Linked DNA regions of Homo sapiens: region 2 is linked to region 1. Evidence: read pairs that join two places in POLR2A ChIA-PET (ENCODE). Cell type or tissue: GM12878. All regions are shown on one strand. Links, peaks and the distances in the headings refer to the core of each region. The heading gives the core; the rest is flanking DNA. Region 1 has its middle 4.2 kb from the start of NAB1. Region 2 overlaps NEMP2 (nuclear envelope integral membrane protein 2).

Region 1 (4,400 bases), core at 261-4,260:
ATTGTCACGGTTTTTGCAGCTGTGGATCCTGTTCTACTAAAGAGAAAGTTAGATGGTCATGTTAAAGACGATTTAGGCAATTTCTTGGTTGGTGGGGAAGGTAATGTTCAGGCAACGAAATCTGCAAAATTCTCTTCTAATTCCTCTATGGAATCTTGATGTTTTGCAAACACTCTTGGTTCTGAAAGCTAGAAAAAAAGAACTTTTTTCCGTAAAGATGTATAATCACGGATTCATGAGTCACGAAATGAGTGGTCTTACCTGAACTATTGAGCCTTCTAGTGGAATTGTTTCCAGAGTTGGAAGAAACAACATTAAATCCTCTTCCCAAGCTTGTCTGTGTCTGGCTGAACATGATGCTGAAAAGGAAATGTGTCAGGACAGATACTTTTTCTTCTGAGTTGTATCTGGTTTCTACAGTTAAACAGTGGAATCTATCCTTGTTTGTTTTCTGGGCACATTTAGATAGTGTATTCTTCCCACATTAAGAATGGCATTTTTGGCCCACTTTACTTTGCCTTAAATGCCCTGTGGTGCTGGGGGAAGTGGTGGGAGGAAGGAAAATGAAGGAAAGATAAAATTTTAAGCTTTTAAGCATCCAATTCTGTATGTCTGTATGACAACACTGTAGTCAATATGGTAGCTCAAAAAGAACTGAAGCATTCGCCTGTATCTGAGTCAAGTCAGACGATGGATTCTTTTTTTCCACCTTACCAGGTTTTGTCACTCATGCCATCCCTAATACCTCCTCCCGACTCCAGCACACACACAGTCTTCTCCCACTCCCACGCCCTGAGGATTTGTTAGAGGAAAGCAAAGAGATTCACATTCCATCCTGGAAGGTAACAATTATGGTGTCTGATTATCCTCTGAAGGCCCTCTGGAAGAGATCAAACAGTTTCAAGGCTTTAGAGTGTTCTTGGAGGCATCCCAGACAGGTGTAAGAATGTGCTAACACAAATAGTTGCCATTCAGACCACTTTGGATATCTTTTGTTAAACGTCCATGCAATAGTTTTGGTTTCTCCTGGTGTGATTTTATTATAAATACCTGTATATTGAAATTATTCATTTATTCAGTACAGCTTGTTGAGCACCAAGAATGTGCCAGGTTTAGGGCTGGATGCTTGGAACACAAAGACAAGTAAGTCATGGATGGTTCCCTGCCCGCAGGGCTTTGCTATAAAACAGTGAAAATAAGGAGAACAGAAGGAAGTCTAAAAGACAAAGGAAAATGTTTTGTCTCTGTTTATAGTTTTGATTGTCTTTTCATGCACTCTAAAAGATGAATATAAAAACTACTAAGGAATGAGACTATATTATTTTTGTAATACTTCGTCGAATGCAAATAGTAAAATAAAAATAATTTTCTTATACATGGAAAATCACATTTCATGTTACATTTCATTAAGAGCCTAAAGGACATGAGTGTAATTTCCAAGAGGCAGAATTTTTTATTCACTGCTGTATATTCAGTGGCTAGAACATTGGCTGACGCATACTAGTCACTTAATAAATATTTGCTGAATAAATGAAATGGAAAATATGAACTAGCAGAATTTTGTATTTTGTAGATGTTATTAGTATGAATTGTATTTCCTAATAGAAGTGTCTAAAATATGTGATGCCTACTTCTGATTAAATATATAACATTTTCAATAAAATATTAAGAGTTAGAATATGTTTTGAAGCAGTGTGTAAATTGTGAAGTAATTTTAGAATGTTCCTAAAGTAATTCATATTAGATTTTTAGGCACAAAATTTATTTTTAAATAAATTACAAAGGGTTAATAAATACACCAGATTCTGAATTTTTAACACCATTTGGAAAGTGGTATGAGAAATATATCAAATTCTGTTTTTTTATTTATTATTCATGTGTTTATTCTTAACTCTATCTCTTGCAAATATCATCCCAGGCTTATTCCTTATATATAAAAGTAAGGGCAAGACAGAGCTACTTCTGATGTCTTAAATAAATATCACTTGTATGGTTTTAAATTTTGAAAACACTTTTTAAAAAATTTGAAAGCCTTCTTGACTTAGTTTTTGTTTTTACCTGTTAGGAGTAGATTTGGGAGAAGCTTATTTTACAGGCGTGTTCATAATTTTAATCCGTGTTGTAGAGTGTGTCACAGTATACAGCCAAATCACCAGGTTTATTTCCCCTCTCAGAAAACCAGATTTCCTCTCTCAAGTTGTGTGTGTGTGTTTTTTTTAACTTTTATTTTAGGTTCTGGGGCACATGTGGTTTGTTACATAGGTAAACTTGTGTCACTGGGGTTCATTGTACAGATTAATTCATAACCCAGGTATTAAGCCCACTACCCAATAGTTGTCTTTTCTGCCTCTCTCCGTCCTCCCACCCCTCACCCTCAAGTAGACCGCGCTGTCTGTTGTTTCCTTCTTCGTGTCCATGAGTTCTTATCATTTAGCTCCCACTTGTAAGTGAGAGCATGAGGTATTTGATTTTCTGTTCCTGTGTTAGTTTGCTAAGGATAACAACAGCCTCCAGCTCCATCCACGTTCCCACGAAAGACATGAACCTGTTCTTTTTTATGGCTGCTCTCAGGTTTAAAAATTAGAGAAAGAGAATAATTTTTTTTGTGCTTCTGAATGGAAGTTGTAATTCATGGAAAATAGAATATAATGTATGCCACTGACAATATACAGTCAGTATATATGACACACCTTTGAACACAAGACCAGTCAATGGTAAATGAACACTGCTCCTTCACATTGTCTTCTGATGGCTCTGTCAAAGTACAGAAGCATGCTGAGATGATTCGAGATGGAAGATGCACGTTGGCATTAAATAGCAGTAAACCACATACTGAACAAGCTATTCCCTTTTCAATTCTTTCAGTCCTTCGAAGGAGGAAATTTAAATTGGTGCCAGTATGTCTGTAATCCTTCTAATACTTGCTGAATTCTGTTTTTTGTTTTTTTTTTACAATGAGGAAACAGGCTTCAGCTCAGAGCCTTGGCAGGCCTCAGTATATAGCTAGAATTTAATAGCACTGTTTTCCTTGTATTTGTTTTTATGGTTATCTTCCATTGAGGCAAATGAGATTCATTATGCATTTAGAATAACGATCTCAAAATACCTTTTAAATACATTTCCTTGAGCAAAGACCCTTAATTTTAAAATGAGGACTATTAAGTAAACTCTCTTTTTTGTTGTTTTTGTTTTTGAGACAGGGTCTCACTCTGTCACCCAGGCTGGAGTACAGTGGCACAATCATGGCTTTCACTGCAGCCTCAACCTCCCAGGCTCCAGTCATCTTCCCACCTCAGTCTACTAAGCAGCTGAAACTATAGGCGTGCCACCATGCCCGGCTAATTTTTCTATTTTTTATAGAAACAGGATTTCACCATGTTGGCCAGACTGGTCTCGAACTCCTGGGCTGAAGCTCACCTCCCAAGGATAAATGCTATTTTAGTGGTGCAAGAAAATAATAACTAACATGTATCGAGTACCTAATAAGTGCTGGTAGCACTTTATCAGTATTAATTCATCTGATCCTCGCAACAGCGCTATAAAGTATGCACTATTATTCACTTCATTCTCTGGTAGAACTGAGGAAACTGAAATATGGGGTACTAAAATTACCTGTTTAGGTAACATGGGAGAGCCAGGCTTTGAGGCCAAGATCTCTGTCCCACAGCCCATGTCTGGACCATTAAACAGATAGCTCTAAGCAGCCAAGTCAGTGCTGGAGGTTTCAGAAACACTGACACAAGTGTTTCTCCCATCTTTAAAACTCCAGTTTAACTTCCTTGAAGATCACTGTGAGCTCCACTTCCCTCAGTAGCTTCTGCTTTCCCTAACTCCCATTCCACTTCTCTTTGGTACCACATGGAAGGCTTATAGTTATTTATGCATCTTTAGTTACTTAATTATGTTCATCCTAAGTATACAGTAAGCCCCCTTGGAAGGAGCAACTATGTGTTATACTTCTCTTGAATTCAGTGAATATATGTTTAAAAGGGGTTTTAAGAAATTGTTATTAAAACTGCTCAATGATTAGTGCATTATTTTAGCATTTGCAAAAATAAGGGATTCTTTTGACCCAAAAAAAAAAAAAAAAAAAAAACCTTAACCATTTCCACTTTGTGAAACTAAAAAAAAGTTTTCAGTGAAAAAAAAAAAATGTAAGAAGTTGGTAGTGATTTTGACATTTGAATGAAAATTTCACTAAAAGAGCATTAATTTATTATTTTCGGAAAGATTTCTTACTTTAAAATGCTTCAGTAATTCCAAACAAAAGAATAGATTTAAAATGTTCTTAGAGGAGAGGAAGAATAACATTATGGCTTATGACCTACAAGATCTAAGGTATAATATAATTCTCGTCTATTATTGCCTCAGAACAATTCTATACTTAACAAATTTTCCAC
Region 2 (4,400 bases), core at 110-4,109, 130 kb after region 1:
ATTAAAGTTTGCAACAGCAGCATTATTTTAAGATAAATTTACTCTTTATAACAGTGCTTATAACTCCAACTTCAGTGTACATGCAAGCTAGATGGGAATCTTGTTGAAATGCAGGTTCTGATTTAGCAGTCTGCAGTGGGGCCTAGGACTCTGCCATCCCAGCAAGCTCCATGTGATGTCGGTGTTGCTGATTTGTGGACCACACCTTAAGACCCTAGGGAGTTTCTTAAATTGACTTCAAATCAGTTTGATGTAGGAGTTTCTAATACAAAAGGTTTATTTGTTTGCTTTTATTTTTATGAGAGTGAATGAACCAAAAAATGTGTCATTTATTTTCTTCCACACACAGTATAGCACCTTTTGGGCTCTAATGGTTGGTTGTTGGTTTGCCTCAGTTTATATTGTATGCCAGTTGATGGAAGATCTGAAGTGGCTGTGGTATGAAAACAGGATATATGTATTAGGTAGGTAAATAGAAAAACAATATGCTCTGTGATTGGTAAAACTGAGATGTACAACTAGAGGCCTTCTTTTGATAGATGTTTCTCTCCAACATCTAAATTTTCATTTTGAACTAACGAAAGGTGCTACTAAAAATAATATTTTGTTTATCTTATTCCCATTGTTGTTGATTTCAGTTCATTTAGATCTCATTTTAGATGATTTCCCTATGACATGTTTCTTAGTTTTCTGTAGTAATGATCAAAAGAGGAAAAAAAAGTGTTTGTCCCTTTTGAATGCACATGCTTCTGAATTGTGGTTAAGCTCTAACCACATCTAACTGGTAATGTAAAAGCTTCTCTGAAAAGTGGCTGTTTCTTTCTTTCCCGTAAGTATTCATTAGGAAAGGTGAGAAATCCTAACTATAAATTACTAATGAAAACTTGCCTTTTCAGAAACACAGAGGCTAAGAAACCATTTATTTTCCTTGTTTTACATTACAAAATAAATGTTTTTATTGTTTATTTTAACTAGAAAATAATGGACAATGAGAGAATCAATTTTCTCCTAACCTTTAGCACCAAATTTCTCACATAAGTTCACTTCCCTCAAAACAAAAGCAATTAAGTTGTTTTACTTGAAAATTGTATATTTTTAGCTCGTTCTTCTTTTTGTGCTACTTTTAAATTACAGATACCATGGTATGCTCCCCTGAATACTGCACTATTCCTCTCTGAAAAACAAGAGGCTTTTCCTATATAATCAGTTAATTATTATCTGAAAAATAATTACATAAAATCATCTATTACCCAGGCCATGAAAAAATTTCCCATTCTTGATGGCTTATATAAACTAGGATATGGTCCAGAACCACATTTAGTATCTGTTTTGTCCTGTAAATTGCTTTTAATCCGTAGCAGTTCTTTTTTCATCATAGTGATATGCTAAAGAAACCAAGCTTGTCCTGTAGAATCTCCACCTTCTAGATTTATCTGATGACCCCTTTATGATAGAATTTAACATATTCTTCTCTTCTGCGTATTTTCTGTAAACTGGAAATTAGACTTCAAGGCTTGGTTAGATATAAATTAAACACTTAAGATAGAATACCTAAGAGGTGATGGGCACTTCACCTTGGATCATACCCAGAGACACAGAATAGCTTATAGTCTCACCATCGTAATGATGAGACTGAACATTGGATTCAGAGGGTGACTCCCTCCACTGTAAAATTACCTTTTCCTTTCATGACAAGAAGGTAAAAATAAAAAATAGGGTTTGTAGCCAATGGTGACATACAACTGTGACTTCTTCCTGACCAAAGTAACCATGATAACATTTTAGTCCAGCCAGGGTGCTGGACTAAAACACAGACATACTTATGTATCATCATAATAATGAGTGTACATCCCAAATTATTGCGAAAGTCAGCCTAGTATCTCATATGGAAGGAATAACACCCTATGTGCATTTTTCAACCTTACTTTATGGGGTAAAAAACACAAAAATTAAGGTTCTCTAATAGTTTTTACCTTTAAGTCAAGGCTCTGCCAGGTTTTTCACATAATGTCTCAAATTCAAATTTATATTATTTTACCTCTTCCACTTTTCCAGGCTATGTCTTGATAGTTGGATTTTTCAGCTTTGTTGTTTGTTACAAGCATGGGCCCCTTGCAGACGACAGGAGCAGAAGTCTTCTGATGTGGATGCTGCGACTCCTCTCCCTGGTTCTGGTCTATGCTGGTGTGGCCGTGCCTCAGTTTGCCTATGCAGCCATAATCCTCCTCATGTCCTCCTGGAGTCTGCACTACCCACTGAGAGCATGCAGTTATATGAGGTGGTATGTATCATTTTTTTCCCCCAGCAAATTTGACATTTTGAGCTCTAGTTTTATTATTTGGGAGAGTGTTTGCACACATCATGTTAATCTCATAATTACATTTGATCTGGAGATTTCATTCTGAGCAAGATTGGGGGTGTAGGGGTAGAGAGCTCCAAGCATCTGATCCCATCTTCATGGCTAGTCTTCATTAATCGTTGAGAGCTGTACCACCAATTACCAGGTAATTAGAGCTCACTCAGAATTCACTAGAGTCAATGGCAGAAGTACTTGGACTCTGGGTTACCTAAAATATCTTCTTTTATTCAACATTTTCTTTAATTAGAGTCAAAGACTGCTTTAGTGGTATCAGCTGTGCTTATGAGATACGAATTAGGAAACAGAAATGAATCATAAATGACTGAAAGGTATTATTTGTATTTAGGACTTTCTTTTCTCTTAGGTTTTTAGTTAAGGCTTATGGCCTTTGGAGTATAAAAAGAAAAATGAAGTAACCTCTATTGTGACAGCTTTGTTATGTTTCTCCTCAGTCATTGAGTCTGAGCAGCTGTTTTCATGTCAGGTGCACAGATGGAGATGGTTCTTGCCCTTGAGGTATACTTGCTAGACATAGGCATACATTTCTATCTCTTTTAAGTATTAAAATGGAGACTTGCCCAGGAACTAAGGGTATATAGAGAAAGCCAGGAGAGCTTTCCTGGAGAGATATTACTACGCTGAATCTTAAAGAATGAATAAAAATAACCAGACGAATAAATGCGGAGGGCTTTCCTGATGGAGAGAAAGCCCAGTTTGGTACCATCAGGAGATAGGCAGTGCTGTCAGTGCAGCAAGCAAGGTGGGCATGGGCCAGATGCATGGCAGCCATGCTAAGCAATCTAGTCCAGTCCTGTACACAGTGGGGTTTAACCATGAGACATTTTAGTTGGTCCACTCTGACTGCTGCCTCTACAGCAGTTATCAAACCAGTTGCTTAGGACCCAGGCAGATACTATGGTGAGTGATGCTGAGCAGGGGTAAGGCAGCAGTAACCAGGAGGACTGTGGGAAACTCTACAAAGCAACCTCATTGAAAACGGGGCTGTTACCACTCAGCTTGAGCTGATTGCTCATGTGTGGGAATATGAGTCCTGTATTGCCAGATCTGCTGGTTTTCTAGAAAAATTGGAAATGGGAATTACGATTAGAATGTGAAATCTCAGGATTTTTAAATGTTGGCATTTAAAAGTAAAAATAATTAAAAATAAAAATACATTGAACAAACAAAAATCACACCAGAGACCATAAATACTCATTGGCTGGTGGGATGTGGCCCATCTGTCTTCTGGCACAGCAGGTGGATATAAAGGGGAGGCCCCTGTGGCAGGAGAACAGTTATCAGACATCACAGTGGTCCAGGCGAGAGCTGATGAGGGCCTAGGGTAGGACCATGAGACCAAGGCTAGAAGAGGGAGTGAATAAATGTTCAAGAGGTAAAATTGGCTGTGAGGAAGGACACTATGGTGACTGGTAGTTTATGGAACTGGTGACTGTGTGTGTGTGTGGCAATATCACAGGGTTAAAATTGCACCATTGACAGGACAGGGAGCCCGCACAGAAGATGCTGGCGGGGCTGAAAGGCAGCAGGGCAGGGTTGGAGGGTTGATGCTGACTGGGTCTCTCTTTGCCCCATCTGCCCGAGGCAAACAGTGACTCGGAACACCAGAGGTCTTTTGTCAGTGAGGCTGGTCCCCCAACATCTTCCAGGTCCCTGGCCCTTTGCCAGGCTTGTGGCCTGAGGAACTCAGGATAGAGTTCCTTCTTCCTTCCCTTTAACCATCCAGCTCCCTGCCAAGAGCAGAGTGTGTTCTGCACAATGGTTCTTTTGTGCACTAGCTGTGTTCTATAATAATCAAAATGTACTATAACTTCCTCAACTTAAAATTTTGCTAGTGAATAATTATATAAAGAATTAGGGGATGAAACAGGAACTTATAGGTTAAATAACACACCAGAGAAATAATACCTTTATTTTGTATAGTACTTTCTAGTTGCAAAGAGCTGTTTACTTATATTTTAATAGTATATGGTAACTACTCTTTTGATTATCCTTATTGAACACCTACTATAGGCCACTTACA

Evidence for each region. Peaks named below come from ENCODE experiments on the same cell type or tissue, not always from the same donor. Only the 100,000 strongest peaks of a DNase experiment are listed, where the experiment ranks them.
Region 2: POLR2A ChIA-PET joins it to region 1 with 5 read pairs; 3 of 35 experiments call an interaction of 5 or more read pairs at or near these places.

The regions. Positions count from the first base shown.
Region 1 is chr2:190,642,720-190,647,119 of GRCh38, reverse strand. It overlaps a transcript of NEMP2 not described here. Among named protein-coding and RNA genes, the nearest start is that of NAB1, 4.2 kb to the left of the region's middle. In GM12878, for the core only: no CTCF peak of the experiment used is centred there; no DNase peak of the experiment used is centred there.
Region 2 is chr2:190,512,334-190,516,733 of GRCh38, reverse strand. NEMP2 (nuclear envelope integral membrane protein 2) reads left to right here. Exons shown (of 9, transcript NM_001142645.2): 6 at 350-464; 7 at 2,056-2,281. Among named protein-coding and RNA genes, the nearest start is that of NEMP2, 20 kb to the left of the region's middle. In GM12878, for the core only: no CTCF peak of the experiment used is centred there; no DNase peak of the experiment used is centred there; H3K27ac peaks cover 303 bases.